Regions from separate parts of the Homo sapiens genome. Here region 2 is linked to region 1. Evidence: read pairs that join two places in POLR2A ChIA-PET (ENCODE). Cell type or tissue: OCI-LY7. All regions are shown on one strand. Links, peaks and the distances in the headings refer to the core of each region. The heading gives the core; the rest is flanking DNA. Region 1 overlaps LOC105371896 (a long non-coding RNA gene). Region 2 overlaps UBE2O (ubiquitin conjugating enzyme E2 O).

Region 1 (8,333 bases), core at 79-8,078:
TTTTTGTATTTTTGGTAGAGATGGGGTTTCACCATGTTGGCCAGACTGGTCTCAAACTCCTGACCTCAGGTGATCTGCCCACCTTGGCCTCCCAGAGTGCTGGGATTACAGATATGAGCCACTGCGCTCAGCCTCTTTTCTAATGTTTTTGATCCATGGTTGATTGGATCCATGGATATGGAACTCAGGGACTTGAAGGATCAACTTCATAAAGCTCTAGAGTCAAACAGAGCAAAGTTCAAAATCCAGGTCTTCCATTATTGGCTGTGTATCTGGGAAAGTTCTTTGACTTCTCTGAGTTCATTTATGCTTCATCCATGAGAACATCTAAGAGCTCTTTGAACATTAAGTTAGCCAAAGCATGTGCAGCCCTCACACAGTTCCTGACATACAGCGGGTGCTCAATGAATGCTAACTTTTTTAATTAAAAAAAAAAAAAAGCTGGCTGGGCATGATGGCTCATGCCTGTAATCCCAGCACTTTGGGAGGCAGAGGCAGGCGGATCACTTGAGGCCAGGAGTTCAAGACCAGCCTGGCCAACATGGTGAAACCGCTTCTCTACTAAAAATACAAAAATTAGCTGCATGTGGTGGTGGGTGCCTGTAATCCCAGCTACTTGAGAGGCTGAGGCAGGAGAATTGCATGAACCCGGGAGGCAGAGGTTGCAGTGACCCGAGATCGCACCACTGCACTCCAGCCTGGGTGACAGAGCGAGACTCCATCTCAAAAGCAAAAACAAAGCAAAAAAAATCCCTTCTTTAACAAAGAGATTAGCTTCCAAAAAAATAATTTTTAAGGCTAGGCGTGGTGGCTCACGCCTGTAATCCCAGCACTTTGGGAGGCCGAGGCAAGCAGATCACGAGGTCAGGAGATCGAGACCATCCTGGCCAACATGGTGAAACCCCATCTCTACTAAAAATACAAAAAAAAATTAGCCAGGTGTGGTGGCGGGCACCTGTAGTCCCAGCTACTTGGGAGGCTGAGGCAGGAGAATGGTGTGAACCCAGGAGGCAGAGCTTGCAGTGAGCCGAGATTGAGCCACTGCACTCCAGCCTGGGTGACAGTGAGAGACTCCGTCTCAAATAATAATAATAATAATAATTTTAAAGTCAGAGTTTCTGGATTTCCAAGTCAGGATATGTATTTGAGAGTCTGCCCAAGATGAAACCGAGGTCCACGCACTTCCCATACCAGGTGAAGGCAGAGCCCAGGGGTTTCGATTTCCTGAGACATCACTTTTCTGTGTTCATTGAAACTCAAAATGCCAGAAACATGTCTCCCTTATCACGTGTGGTGGCTGCTAAAGGGCCAGAGAAAAAGATAGCCCAGCCCTGCTCCTTCTTAACAAAGTACTGCCAACAAGTCACTGCACTAGAAGAAAGCAAGGCCCCTAATCGGCCCTCTTGCCCCTGCTGTCTGGATTAGCCATCTGTGGACGTGTGTGGTGTGTGTATTTGCGGATGTGTGTATTTGTGGGTCAGAGTTTGTCTGCCATTGTTTTGGGGGGTTTGCTTTTTGTTTTGAGATACGGTCACCAGGCTGGAATACAGTGGCATGAACGTGGCCCACAGCAGCCTCGACCTCCTGTGCTCAGGCGATCCTCCCACCTCAGCCTCCTGAGGAGCTGGGACTAAAGTGCGCCACCACACCCGGCTATTTTTTTTAAGAGATAGGGTCTCACTATGTTGCCCAGGTTGGTCTCGAACTCCTGGGCTCAGGTGATCCTCCCGCCTCAGCCTCCCAAAGTGCTGGAATTATAGGCGTGAGCCACCGTGCACGGCCTTCTGCCATTGTTAACTTCTCACTTAAGTGCCATTTGCTAACTAGAAAGAATGTTCAAGTTCACTGAGTTGGGGCCAGCTCTCCAGGGCTCATAGTTCAGGAATTTTGCCAGCCAGTTGTTAAATTGTTGGTAGCGTAATGGGAGTATTTACAACACAGAAACCATCAAATGCTGCAAATCACAGCTTCCTCCCATTCTCCAGAGCCAGTTTACCAGCATACCCCTGGTCTTAGGTTTCTTCTAATCCCCCAGAAGGGCTGGGTACATTGCTTCCCATATAGAAAGTGCTCACTAAATGAATGACTATTTAGTTGTTGTTGTTGTTGTTGTTTTGAGACGGAGTCTCCCTCTGTAGCCCAGGCTGATGTGCAATGGCGCAATCTTGACTCACTGCAACCTCTGCCTCCCAGGTTCAAGTGATTCTCCTGCCTCAGCCTCCCGAATAGCTGGGATTACAGGTGAATGCCACCATGCCCAGCTAATTTTTGTATTTTTAGTAGAGATAGGGTTTCACCATGCTGGTAAGGCTGGTCTTGAACTCCTGACCTCAGGTGATCCACCTGCCTTGGCCTCCCAAAGTGCTGGGATTATAGGCGTGAACCACCGAGCCCAGCCAAGAATAGTCATTTTTGAGCAATGACTCTGTCCAAGCACTTTGGAATGCGTTGTCACCCGAGCTGGAGTGCAGTGGTGTGATCACAGTTCACTGCAGTCTCAACCTCCTGGGCTCAAGCGATCCTCCCACCTGAGCCTCATTTAATCTTCAAAACAACCCTAAGAGATAAGTATTATTGTTCCCACTTCCCAGATGAGGAAACTGGAACTCAAGTAGGCACAGGGAGCAGGAACTGGCCCCAGGTTCTTCCAGGTTCAAAGTCCTACATTTTACCCATGGATCATCATCTCACCAGCCTCTGTGGGGAAAGCCTGCCTGGGTGCCAGCCCTACTGCCCACCAAGCTAGCGGAGTGATTCTCCCAGGGTGGTGCCAGTGACAAAGGGCAATGCATGGGGACGTCTCCATCATTGTCACACCACCACCTCCACCTTCACTGTGCCTCTCTCTAGGTTTAATCTTTCTTCCTTTTCCTCCTCACTTCCCTCTGTATTATCAATCTCCTTCCTGTATCGGGACTATTTCCTCAACAGGCCCGGGGAAGCTCTTGTCTATGGAAGTCCTCTTTGGCCTTAAGCTTCCCTCTAAGAGCTCCAGCAGATGAGTAACCTGTCCTCCTGCAAACACTGCCATGAAGTGCGTAGGCAGCTGCCTGCCTTCAGGGCTGGATGGACACCCTGTTTCCTTGCTCAATCCCTTCTGATGACTGGACTCTGTACACAGTGTGGTCAGTGGGTCAGCTCTGATCTGGAAGCTCCCAAAGGCAGGACACAAGATTTTCTCTGACTGTTCCCAGGCCCCAGGGCGTGTTGGGCACGGGAGCGTGTGGCACGGATGTTGTTCGTGATGAGGCATATTCTAGTGGTTTCCCAATTCGGTTGTGTACAACCCAGTGCTCTAGTGTTCAGTAAATACTTCCTTCCTCTTTAGGCAGAACACTGGCTCTGTGTTTTATTAACAGCACCTCATGCCTGGCCCAAAGAATGATTTGTGTGGCTTGGGCTGTTGGGGTCAGAAATGGCATTCATTCATCATTCACTCTGGAGGTGCTGTGTTTCTGAAGGAGAAGGGGACCTATCCTGGCAAACAAATCAGGGGCTTTATGGTAAACAAACTCCTCTCTTCCCAGCACTTGTTTCTTGCTCTCTGTTTTTGATTTTCTCTCTCTTTCACTTTTTTTTTTTTTTCACTATACCCGGGCTTCCTGAGTTCCTGACAATTTCTAAAGCCTCAAGCATGATCTCATCAGAAACTCTGGCTTCTTTTAACATTTCTTTCCCTTCTGCTGAGTCCTAGTCCATTTAAATTTCCTCTGTGACTCTGGGAATTTTTTTTCCTTGAGACACAGTCTCGCTCTTGTTGCCCAGGCTGGAAGTGCAATGGGCTGATCTCAGCTCACTGCAATCTCTGCCTCCCAAGTTAAAGCGATTCTCCTGCCTCAGTCTCCCAAGTAGCTGGGACTACAGGCATGCACCACCATGCCCGGCTGATTTTGTATTTTTAACAGAGACGGGGTTTCACCATATTGGTCAGACTGACCTCAAACTCCTGACCTCAAATGATCCGCCCACCTCGGCCTCCCAAAGTGCTGAGATTACAGGCGTGAGCCACCGCGCCCAGCCGGACTCTGGGATTTAAAGATAACCAAGTGAAAATAGGTTCATCCTCTTTGACTCACAGCCTGGCTGCCTGTGGAGGCAATGAGGAGCTGACATTCACCTGACCCCCGTCCTCTACTTTCGGGTATGCAGAGGCTCTCTTTTGCTGCCCGCGTCAAGTTAGAAGAGGCCACATGATTCTTCGGGACAGTGAACCATGAACAAAGGTGTACTGCAGTCATGTGTTGCTTAAAGACCCGTATACGCTCCGAGAAATGCGTCATTAGGCGATTCTGTCGTCGTGTGAACATTCTAGAGTGTACTCACACACACCTAAATGGGCTAGCCTACCACACACCTAGGCCATGTGGCATAGCCATTGCTCCCAGGCTACAAACCTATCCAGCATGTTACTATACTAAATACTGTAGGGAATTGTAGCACAGTGGTGAAGTATTTGTCCATCTAAACATAGAAAAGCACTTTGGGAGGCCAAGGCGGGCAGATGACTTGAGGTCAGGAATTTGAGACCAGCCTGGCTAACATGGTGAAACCCTATCTCTACTAAAAATACAAAAATTAGCCAGGCATGGTGGCAGGTGCCTGTAATCCCAGCTACTCAAGAGGCTGAGGCAGGAGAATCGCTTGAACCCGGGAGGCGGAGGTTGCAGTGAGCCGAGATCAGGCCATTGCACTCTAGCCTGAGGGACAGAATAAGACTCCGTCTCAAAAAAAATAAAAAATAAATAAATAAACATAGAAAAGATACAGTAGAAATACAGCATTCTAATTGAGTGGGCCCACCTTCACAGACGCAACCCATCATTGACAGAAAGGTCGTTATGCAGCGTGTGCTGTGCTCCCAGGCTAAGCGTTTCATTGCCGATGCTCAGCTCTTCAGTCCTCTCATTGTCTGCTGGCATGTTCCATATGGTGCAAAGTGCCAGAGAGGACATCGTTATGGCTTATGGCTTGTATATTGCAGCTACTCAAATAAAAAAAATTATTAATTTGGGAGATAAACTGGGAGATCAAGGTTCCAAAGGAGGAGAGGTTCGCCCCAGGGTCACATACAAGGGGAGCAGTGGAGAAACTGCATGGGCTGTGAAGGGGGCTGTATTGAGGATTTCACCAGTGGCTGGGAAACGGTGAGCTAGGAGACGTCGACGTCTTCAGAGGAGGATCAGGACTTGGGGGAATTTGTGGGTTCCCTGGCAGCCTCACAGTGGTTGTCAGACCCTTCCCTCTTTGGAATGTGCCATCACAAGGCATTACATGCAATAGGTGTAATGACGGTGCACTAGCAGGCACACAGTAGGGAGACTGACCTAATGCACAGTAGGTAGACATTAGTGCATTAACACACACACATAGTAGGACTGACTGTCAGCATACTAGCAGGCACACACAATAGCTGGCAGGCCTTGACCACGGACAGAGTATTTTTCTCTACACTGTGGAAGAATATCTGAGGTCCTCTTGAGAAGCGTGAACTACATTCAGCTAATTTTTTATATTTCGTAGAAATGGGTTCTTGCTTTTTTGCCCAGGCTGGTCTTGAACTCCTGGGCTCAAGCGATCCACCCGCCCACTCGCCTCAGCCTCCCACAGTGCTGGGACTATGGGTGTGAGCCACCGTGCCCAGCTCTGCATTTTATTTTTTGAGAAAAAACAATCATACACCCAAAGTGTGTTTATAATTTACATGCACAATTAAAAAAAAAAAGACAGAGGCCAGGTACGGTGGCTCACACCTGTAATCTCAGCACTTTGGCAGGCTGAGGCAGGTGGACCACCTGAGGTCTGGAGTTCGAGACCAGCCTGATCAACATGGTGAAACACTGTCCCTACTAAAAATACAAAAATTAGTTGGGCACAGTGGCTAATGCCTGTAATCCCAGCTACTTGGGAGGCAGAGGCAGGAGAATCACGTGAACCCGGGAGGTGGAGATTGTAGTGAGCCGAGATTGCACCATTGCACTCCAGCATGGGCAACAACAGCTAAACTCCGTCTCAGAAAAAAACAAAACAAAACAGGATCTCGCTCTGTCACCCAAGTTGGAGTGCTGTGGAGATCTCGGCTCACTGCAGCCTCGTGCCTCTCAGGTTCAAGCAATTCTCATGCCTCAGCCTCCCGAGTAGCTGGAATTACAGGCGCATGCCACCACACCTAATTTTTGTATTTTTAGTAGAGACGGGGTTTTGCCATGTTGGCTAAGCTGGAATATACACAATTTAAAGAATAATAAACAATCACCTGTGTCCCCGACACAGAATTTAAGAAGTCCAAGACCTTTGAAGACTCTTGAATGACCTCTCCCAGATGCATATCCTCCTTTCTTCACCAGAGACTCAGTATCCTCCAATTTGCATTAATCGGTCCCTTGCTTTTCATTGTCATTTAATCCTATACATGTGTATCCCTGAGCAATGCATTGTGGGTTGGCACATTGATTCCACTGCATATGTGACCCAGTCCCTCTCCCTAACTTCTGGTGGGTGAGCTCAGTGGAGTTCTCTTACCAAGGTAGATTCCTCCAAGCAAGGGCTGGCCCTTTTTCCGTTTTCTGTGACCTCAGACAGCGACTCTGACCCAAACGAGCAACCACAGGTCATAAGGAGATAATCCAAGAAGGCTCCTTAGAGCAGGGAAAATTGAACCTGGGAAGGATTTGGATAAACAGGAAGGGGAAGAAAGGGAATTTTTGGAAGAGAGAACAGTGCAAACCAAAGCAAGTTCATAGCCACACACATTCAGGGCATCTGTTGGGAGCCTGTGGGGGTGCTAAGTTTGGACAGGCAATGGCTGGAATGAACGTGCTCTGGGCAGTGAAGGAGACGGGGTGGGGGGCATACATCCTTCATCCATGAAAAGCGGCACATGCTGTCAGGTTGGCCCAGAGATGCCTCAGATTCATCAGGTAAGGCTCAGCCATACCGAGGTAACAGACAGTTTTCCTTCTCACCCATACAAAGGCGGCTGCAGTGACTCAAGAAAATCTCCCCTTGGGGCAGTAATATCATGACCCATATGGGGAATCTTCCCTCCTCTCTCCCAGCTGTGAGTTGACAAACTGTAGCCGTGAAGCTGCTGCCAGTTTTTGTAAATAAAGTTTTGCTGAAAATTAGCCAGGCATGCTGGTGCTCCCCTGTGGTCCCAGGTACTCAGGAAGCTGAGGCAGGAGGATGGCTTGAGCCTGGGAGGTCCAGGCTGCAGTGAGGTAAGAAGGAGCCACTGGACTCCAGCCTGGGTGATTGAGACCCTGTCTCAAAAAAAATTTTTTTTATTGGAACACAGCTATAGAAATTTTTTTTTTTTTTTTGAGACTGAGTCATGCTCTGTAGTCCAGGCTAGAGTGCAATGGCGCTATCTCGGCTCACTGCAATCTCCGTCTCGCAGGCTCAAGCAATTCTCGTGCCTCAGCCTCCCAAGTATCTGAGATTACAGGTGCCCGCCCCCACGCCTGGCTAATTTTAAGTAGATACAGGGTTTCACCATGTTAGCCACGCTGGTCTCAAACTCCTAACCATAGTGTGTCCGGAATTGGTGGGTTCTTGGTCTCACTGACTTAAAAGAATGAAGCCGCCAACGTTACAGCTCTTAACGTGGCGCGTCTGGAGTTTGTTCCTTCTGACGTTCAGATGTGTTCAGAGTTTCTCCCTTCTGGTGGGTTCGTGGTCTCGCTGGCTCAGGAGTGAAACTGCAGAACTTTGCTGTGAGTGTTACAGCCCTTAAGGTGGTGCATAGCACTAGCAAGATTTATTGCAAAGAACAAAGCTTCCACAGTGTAGAAGAGGATCAGACCAGGTTGCCACTGCTAGCTCCGGCAGCCTGCTTTTATTCTCTTATCTGGCCCCACCCACATCCTGTTGATTGGTAGAGCCCAGTGGTCTGTTTTGACAGGGCACTGATTGGTGCGTTTACAATCCCTGAGCTACACACAAAGGTTCTCCACGTCCCCACCAGATTAGCTAGATACAGAGCGTCTACACAAAGGTTCTCTAAGGCCCCACCAGAGTAGCTAGATACAGAGTGCCGATTGGTGCATTCACAAACCCTGAGCTAGACACAGGGTGCTGATTGGTGTGTTTACAAACCTTGAGCTAGATACAGAGTGCCGATTGGTGTATTTAGAATCCCTGAGCTAGACATAAAGGTTCTCCAAGGCCCCACCAGAGTAGCTAGATACAGAGTGTCGATTGGTGCATTCACAAACCCTGAGCTAGACACAGGGTGCTGATTGGTGTGTTTACAAACCTTGAGCTAGATACAGAGTGCCGATTGGTGTATTTAGAATCCCTGAGCTAGACATAAAGGTTCTCCAAGGCCCCACCAG
Region 2 (8,333 bases), core at 241-8,240, 180 kb after region 1:
GCAATGGCAGGTCTTGTTGCTGACATGCTCATTTTTTCCAGACTGGAATCCAATGCCATGCCTCATGCCTGGCCTCAGCACTCCAGGAGCAGGCAGGGGCATGGCTGGGATTTGCTCTTTTAGTGTGCAGACGTTCATGAATCCCTCTTTCAGTCCAGCGTTACCCTGCCCCTTGCTCTGCCCAAGGTACCTCAATCTGGTGCATAAGCCTCTGCTCTCTCACTCGCCAGCAAAGGGGATTGAGTATTTTCTGGTTTGCAGAATTCAAAGAGATGACTTGGGAAGTTTCATCCCTCCCTATACAGACTGTCAACTAATCATAATCCCTCTGCTTTTAGGCCCAAACCTTATTCCCACCTTGAGTGCCACCAATTGCCTCCAATTCCTGATGCTTTCTAAAGTGCTTTTCCTTGGTGTTTTTCCGCAGGTACCAACATTTCAGCCTCTGCTCTGCTCAGTCTTCTGTTTGCCTTCCACCTTCTAGAAATTGGAGATCTTTTGTTATTGTTTTCTCTCCCATTCTGTGTCCTTGTGGGTTTATACATCTAAAAACAATTATTTTGCTGTTATTTTAGCAGAGTTTCTAGGGGAAGTAGATTTAAATGAATATGTTCAATCTACCATGTTTACCTAAAGTATGCTAACCGAAGATTTTTTTTTTCAATTTGAGAGCAGGTACTATTTATTAACTGACCAGATTAGAAAAATAATCACGGTAGACACCGCAGTTCATTCTTCTAAGAAGCCTGTGGATCTGGCCCTCCCTGTTGGCAGCAGCTCCATTTTCTACAAAATGGGTGGTCTTTTTCTTCATTCCACTTTGTGGAGAGGATAACTTGAAGGGCCACAGTATAGAGCTCATGAATCAGATCCTCGATGCAGATGATGCCATATTGACCATGAGACTGATCAATCAAAGTGTTATCTGTCAAAGCAATTCGCTTCTTATTGATTTTGCCACGGCCATGCTTGTAGATGAGTTTATTTACTGATTTCAGATTTGGGTTCCCCTTGTAATACATGGTTTCACAATCCTCAGCATGTTAACTGAAGGTCTGCTGAACTTCACAAAGGTTCCATTAAAGATCTGACAAAGGCAAAGAAGCTGCAACATCTTTTGGCCCTTTGGGCTCACACCACTGATACCTCTGACCCTGATGACAAATGCCAATTCGGGTTCTGCAGGCACAAAAAAGTTGCCAGCTTTTCTTGCCATCCTAGCCTTTCAAATTTCAGTTCTGTACATCTGCCTAGATTCCTTGTGGTAGTGCTTCACTTCTTCGTGCATAAGTTTCCTCCCTGCCTTTTGAAGCATCTTTTGGGCAAACTTCTTATTCAGGTGCTTGATCTTTAGTTCTGTGAAATTCCTTTGCTTTTTCCCAAGGGTTTCTGGCACAACAGGAAGCTGCTGCTTCTCTTCGACACCCTCCATGGTTCCAGCCAAAAAAGAGGCAACCGGAGGTTTTTAATCTTTGTTTTGCAAAGTACTTATATACAACTAGATCTGAAGATGAAGGAGAAGTAATAAGTCAACAAAAGCCGGCCACGGTGGCTCATGCCTGTAATCCCAGCACTTTGGGAGGCTGAGGTGGGTAGATCACTTGCAGTCAGGAGCTCAAGAGCAGCCTGGCCAACATGGTGAAATCCCGCCTCTACTAAAGATACAAAAAAAAATTAGCTGGGCGTGCTGGTGCACGCCTGTAATCCCAGCTACTTGGGAGGCTGAGGCAGGAGAATTGCTTGAATCCGGGAGGCACAGGTTGCAGTGAGCCGAGATCGCACTCCAGCCTGGGCGACAGGGTGCTCTGTCTCAAAAAAAAAGTCAACAAAACCCAGGAAATCACAAATTCAAAAATTAGCCATCCTTAGTTCAGACATTCACCTACTCACCAATTCATTTTGATGGACTCTCCTCATGTTGCTATTCTGAGATGTGAAATAGTGGGTAGGGAAAAGAAAGACTATTAGGGCCAGACACTGTGGCTCACACCTGTAATCCCAGGAGCTGGGAAGCCCAGCGGGGGGGACTGCTTGAAACCAGGAGTTTGGGACCAGCCTGGGCCAAGACTCCATCTCTATGAAAAAGTAAAATTAAGAATAAAAAATTTTAAAAAGAACAGCTCCATTAGAAACTCCCCCAGACACCTGAAAGGGCCACACATCCGCTCCTACAAATGGCTTTTTGTTTCAAATGTTAAAGAAAGTTTAAGTCCCATGGATTGCTGTGATCTAACCATGACAGTCAGAACTGATCCAGGCTTAGGGTGGAAGACACTCCCTGTCAGTGTCACGCAGCAGGCATGGATAAATCCACACTTTACACACTCACAAAATTAGATTAGATTCTTAAAAGGCTAAACTAAAAACAATCACTGAGAAAGTCACCAAACATAAATAGCAGCACATGTGCCCCTCAGCAGACAGCCACACAGCATGGAGAATCTGTGAGGCAGCAGCAGCCAAGAGCCTTTGGAAACTCAAGGCCCCCTATCGCCAGGCACACACACCCGACACTCTCATGCACATTTCGGCACAACCATGTCTTAGACCCGTCAAACTGCTACGGAAAGGACTCAGTTATCAAAGTATGTTCCTGTCAATCCACAAATATTTCATCATCCCACTGTGTAAGAAGTACTATAATTGTACTATGAGAGAGACTCAAAAGAAATAGATTGTATGGTCTCCGCCTTAGAAAGACTTATACCCAGCATGCCACGGTACATGTGACTGGTAAATATTTGAAAGCTTGCCCACTGTCCAAGAAAACCTATTTAGCAACCCCTTTCTCATCCTAGGATGCTTGTGGAGCCCCAGATTTAAAACAATTACATCTGTGTTCCTGGAAAGACTTAGGACTTAAAGCCCTTTCAGTTTCTAAGGGTCTTAAGCATACTGAAATAGGAAAGGGGGTTAAATCCCAACATAATGCAAAATGGCTAGCACAGATCCCAATGACACTGACAGGCACCTGCCACAAGAGGTAGCCCACCTGCGAGACTCCATGGGAGAGAGGGAAGATCCAAATGCAGGGTGTAATAAGCAGACCAACAGAAAACTCAGTTCAAAAATAAGCACAGGACTTATTTGAATAAACATTTATCTAAAGAAGATATACACATGGCCAATAAGCACATGAAAAGATGCTCAGCATCACTCATCACTAGGAATGCATGCCAAATCACAATGCAATACCCATGCATGCCCACTAGGATGGCTATAAACAAAGTGACAGTCACAAGCATTGGTGAGCATGTGGAGAAACTGGAACCCACCAACATTGCTGGTGGGTATGTAAAATGGTGCAGTTGCTTCAGAAAGCAGTTTGGCAGTTGCTCAAAATGCTAAACATAGATTTACCTACCATACGACCCAACAACTCCTCTCCTGGGTATAATATCCAAGAGAATTGAAAATATACATTCACACAAAAACGTGGACTTGAATGCTTATAGCAGCATTATTCAGAATAGCCAAAAGGTGAAAATGACACAACAACAAATGTCCATCAACTAATGAATGGATACACAAAATGTGATCTATCCATATGATAGAATATTATTCAACAATAAAAACAAATGAAGTACTGATACATGCTACAACATGGATGAACCTTGAAAACATCACGTTAAATAAATCAGTCACGAAGGCCACATCTAGTATGCTTCCATTTATATGAAATGTCCAAAATAGGCAAACCCACAGAGACAGAACATGGCTTCCAGGAGTTGGGAGGGGTGCAGGGAAATATGGTATGACTCCTAATGGGTATGAGGTTTCTTTTTAGGGTGATGAAAATGTTCTAAAATTAGATAGCGGTGATGACCGTACAACCGTTTGAGTATACTAAAAACCACTTGAACTGCACACTTTAAAAGGGTGAATTTTATGGTATGTGAATTGTCTCAATAAACCTTTTTTTTTTTAAGAGATGGGGTCTCGATCGCTTGAACCCAGGAGGTGGAGTGAGTATTGCGCCACTGCATTCCAGCCTGGGTGACAGAGCGAGACTCCATCTCAGAAAAAAAAAAAAGAGAGAGAGAGATGGGGTTTCGGCCAGTGCGGTGGCCTGTAATGCCAGCACTTTGGGAGGCCAAGGTAGGAGGATCGCTTGAGGAAAGGAGTTTGAGACCAGCCTGGGCAACATAGTGAGATGGTGACTCTACAAAAAACTTAAAAAGAAATGAAAATTAGCCAGGCGTGGCGGTGCGCGCCTACAGGCCCAGCTACAGTGTTTCCTGTAAATCCTGTGCTATCAATTCTATTTTTCAAGTCAAATACCAGAACTTGTCTCAAACTATACTCACCAGAAGACAAAAACGAGCCCTCCTAACATCTTCTACTCTTAGAAATTAGATGAGTGTCCTCCTATAGACTTTTATTTCCTAAGAAAGAAGTCTGTTTTCTTTGTCTGTGGCTTCCATCCATCTTACTTAACCACGTAAGCCTCTCTGGGCCTGACTATAAAATAAGGGGCTCCAGCGAAATGACCCCGAGGATCCCTTCCAGTCTTACCACTATAGACCTAGACATACATGGAAACCCAGCACACAGTCCTATCTCAGAGGTTCAGATGAAGACCCCACCTGCAATAAGCACACGGTGGCTGAAAACTCCTTCTTATTCTGATGTTCCCAGCACAGAAAAGGAAAGTGAGAGGGGCAAGGGTCTATGGGAGAAACGGAGAGGAAGGAAACCCCAACGCGTAGGAAACACAGTCCTACCCTGGAAATCACAGGGCACATTTGTCTTCCTGGAAACTGTAAAGGACACGCCAATAGTCCTGCCATGAACTGTGTTACCTGAGATATGTCTCACAGGAATCACATGAAGAAAAAAGGATTCCAAGCATGAATTAGGGTGACTCCTCGTCCTGGGGAAAGGCAACAGAACCCACCTTATATGGCCGTGGTTTGCTTTTGGGTTGTGGAGAGTCCTTTTAAGAGTCTTGCCTTGGCTTCTGCAAGGAGCTCAGAGTGGTCCCACACTGCTAACACAAACTAAGCAATTCCGACATGGCAAAGGTCAGGAGTGAAGTCGAAAGGCACCTGCGATGTTCTGGAAATGCTTTTTCACTTAAGCTTTTTTTTTTTTTTTTTTTTAAAAAAACAAACAAAAAAACAACTTTGTCTCTGCCCTCACAAAGGTCTTCTGGGTCAAATACCTCTGTTATAGTCCTTCCACCTCCATCGGTGGTACCTCTGGCTACTGAGAAAACCCTGCCCCAATAGAGGGGCTCGGGCGCGCCCATCCAGGGATCATGGATTCCTACACTATCCCCAAAATGGCAGAGCTGGGCTCTCCCTGCAGTGGCACACTAGGCTGGATTTAGCCCAACAGCCTGGCACAAAGGACAACAATGAGGAGAGGAAAGGGGAGGTGACGCACCTGGCAAGGCACTAAGGGATGAGATGCACCAAGCCAGCTGTGAGTCACCACGAAGCAAACGGGAAGGTCAGGATCCAGATCCAGGTTTGTCTGAATCCAAAGCTCTGACCTGCCAAATACAGAGCAGTTGTACAGAAAGCTACTATTTATGTAAAAAGCTAAAATATAAAAAAGGTATACTCACACACATAGAGTTTGGTCACAGTGGCTATCCCTGGAGAGTGAAAATGGTAGGAGGGAGACAAACATTTCACTACATATTTGTTTAAACCTTTTGAATGTTGTGATATTTGCATATATTATCTGTTTAAATATACAGATACACACACACACACATACACACACACACACACACACACACACACACACACACACAAAGATTAAGATTTAGTTTTCAGGTTGGCCTTACGAGGCAGACAAGCTAATTCGCAATATTCCCCCCGTTTACTGCATGGGCTTGGAAACACAGGGAAACAGACGCAGAGCTAAATTATCCCCCAGCAGCAGTGACCACTGGTCAGGTGCTGTGCTGAGCCCTCTCGAAGGTGATCTCGTGCAATCCCCAGTAACTACAAGATTCTGTCTTTTCTAGTCATGGACACTAAGCAATCACAGGTCTACATGCCCTCTCTAAGCCCTGTGTCTGAGGCCTTCTCTGGCTCACCTAACGCCTCTCAGTCCAGCCCTATGCTCGGGAGCCACATTCCCTGAGCTGAAGGCACGACAGACCAGCCTGTCCCGCAAAGCTCAGTGACACCCCGGCACAGAGGGGACAGAAAACAGTTAGCAAAAGGCCCAGTCAGCTGGCCAGAGTTCTAGCCCTCTAGATGCTGCTGACTAGCTGGGGATCCTGCAGATGTCACATCAAATTCTCATCATCGTTAGGCCCCGTGCGGTGGCTCACGCCTGTAATCCTAGCACTTTGGGAGGCTGAGACGGGCGGATCACCTGAGCTCAGGAGTATGAGACTAGCCTGGGCAACATGGCGAAAGCCTGTCTCTACTAAAATACAAAACATTAGCCAGGCATGGTGGTGTGCACCTGTAATCCCAGCTACTCAGGAGGCTGAGGCAGGAGAATTGCTTGAACCCGGGAGGCGGAGGTTACAGTGAGCCGAGATAGCACCATTGCACTCCAGCCTGGGCAACAAGAGCAAACTCCATCTCAAAAATTAATTAATTTATTAATTAATTAACAAATAAAAGACTAGAACAGCCATCCACTGAAATAATAAAGAGAAGTTATCCCCGAGTGGTAGAATTATGGGTGACTTTTTTTTTACCCACCTTTCCTATGTCCTTGCACTTTTGTATTAAGTATATAAATAACTTAATAGACCAATCAGGAATAAAGCTATAAATCTAAGGCAAATAAGAGGATGACTCCAGCAATTTTTCTTCGGTGCTGGATTGTCAGAGACTGAAGAACAGACTATTACACCTGGGACTTTCCCTCCTTGCTGGACCCTGAATCCCCGAGAGCCTAGACGATGCCTCCAGGCCCCTGCCCTGCACGCTGTCCCTCGCCTGCTGCTGCTCTGGTGTCCAGCCACCACCTCTCTACTCAAAAGTGCTATCCAAGGTTCCTCACAACTCCCAAACTGCCTCTCTTTACAAAGCATCCTACTTGACCCCTTGCCCTGACATCAAAAGCCACTGGCTAGCACCCTCCTTCTGAACAAAATTCAAAAAAGGTAACGCCTCTTAGGACAGAGTATAAAATGGGGATTAGTGAAAGATCAACGAGGAGCATTTATTTCAACATTTAAAAGGCAATTATGCTAGGCTGGGTGCAGTGGCTCATGCCTTTGAGAGGTCAAGGTGGGCAGATCACTTGAGGTCAGCAGTTCCAGACCAGCCTGGCCAACATGTTGAAACCATTTCTACTAAAAATGCAAAACAAACAACAACAACAAAACAATTAGCTGGCATGGTGGTGGGCACCCATAATCCTAGCTGCTCAGGAGGCTGAGGCAGGAGAATCGCCTGAACCTAGGAGGTAGAGGTTGCAGTGAGCTGAGATCCCACCACTGTACTCCAGCCTGGGCAACAAAGTGAGACTCCATCTTTAAAAAAAAAAAAAAAAGGTGGCAGGGCACAGTGGCTCACTCCGGTAATCCCAGCACTTTGGGAGGCCAAGGCAGGCGGATCACGAGGTCAGGAGATCGAGACCATCCTGGCTAACACGGTGAAACCCCGTCTCTACTAAAAATACACAAAATTAGCCGGGCGTGGTGGCGGGCACCTGTAGTCCCAGCTACTCAGGAGCCTGAGGCAGGAGAATGGCATGAACCTGGGAGGCGGAGCTTGCAGTGAGCCAAGATCATGCCACTGCACTCCAGCCTGGGCGACAGAGCGAGATTCCATCTCAAAAAAAAAAAAAAAGAAAAAGAAAAAAAAAGGCAATTATGTTAAATGCAATGTAGTATCCTGGATTGGATCCTGGAAAAGAAAACTAATCCAAATAAAAGTGTATGGTTTAGATAACAGTATGTGGCTGATGTTAATATCTTTTTTGCGAGATGCAGTCTCACCACAATGCCCAGGCTGGCCTTGAACTCCTGGACCCAAGCGATCCTCCCTCTGGCCTCAACCTCCTGAGTAGCTTGGATTACAGGCACGTGCCACTGTGCCTGGCTCAATGTCAATTTTTTTACTTTCGACAAATATATATCATGATATGTAAGATGTGAACATTAGGGAAAACTGGGTGAAGGGGATACGAGGACTTTCTGTATGATCTTTGAAACTGTTCTATAAATCTAAAAAATGTTTGTTTAGAAACTGCAATTATGAGGTTATGAAATAGGACAGCAATAAGAATTAAAGGAAGATGGGGGACAGGCTAAATACACGCTTCGAAGGGAGGTGTCTCTCGTTGCCTGGATGCCTCCAGGCATCTAATTTGCAATGTGTTCAAAACGGAATCTCCCTCCCCACTCCTCT

What was found. ChIA-PET counts read pairs that join two places held together with the same protein. Peaks named below come from ENCODE experiments on the same cell type or tissue, not always from the same donor. Only the 100,000 strongest peaks of a DNase experiment are listed, where the experiment ranks them.
Region 2: POLR2A ChIA-PET joins it to region 1 with 5 read pairs; 5 of 35 experiments call an interaction of 5 or more read pairs at or near these places.

Annotation. Positions count from the first base shown.
Region 1 is chr17:76,249,112-76,257,444 of GRCh38, forward strand. It overlaps LOC105371896 (a long non-coding RNA gene), which reads right to left. Exons shown (of 6, transcript XR_007065913.1): 4 at 6,520-6,657; 5 at 4,801-4,981. Among named protein-coding and RNA genes, the nearest start is that of UBALD2, 12 kb to the right of the region's middle. RefSeq lists an enhancer at 2,999-3,068. In OCI-LY7, for the core only: no CTCF peak of the experiment used is centred there; a DNase peak (open chromatin) is centred at 3,300.
Region 2 is chr17:76,429,693-76,438,025 of GRCh38, forward strand. The region is part of intron 1 of UBE2O (ubiquitin conjugating enzyme E2 O); the gene reads right to left. It also overlaps the pseudogene RPL7P49. Among named protein-coding and RNA genes, the nearest start is that of UBE2O, 19 kb to the right of the region's middle. RefSeq lists enhancers at 4,169-4,669, 7,035-7,536. In OCI-LY7, for the core only: CTCF peaks have their summits at 3,187 and 3,394; DNase peaks (open chromatin) are centred at 2,459, 3,199 and 4,228; H3K4me3 peaks cover 3,348 bases; H3K27ac peaks cover 4,740 bases.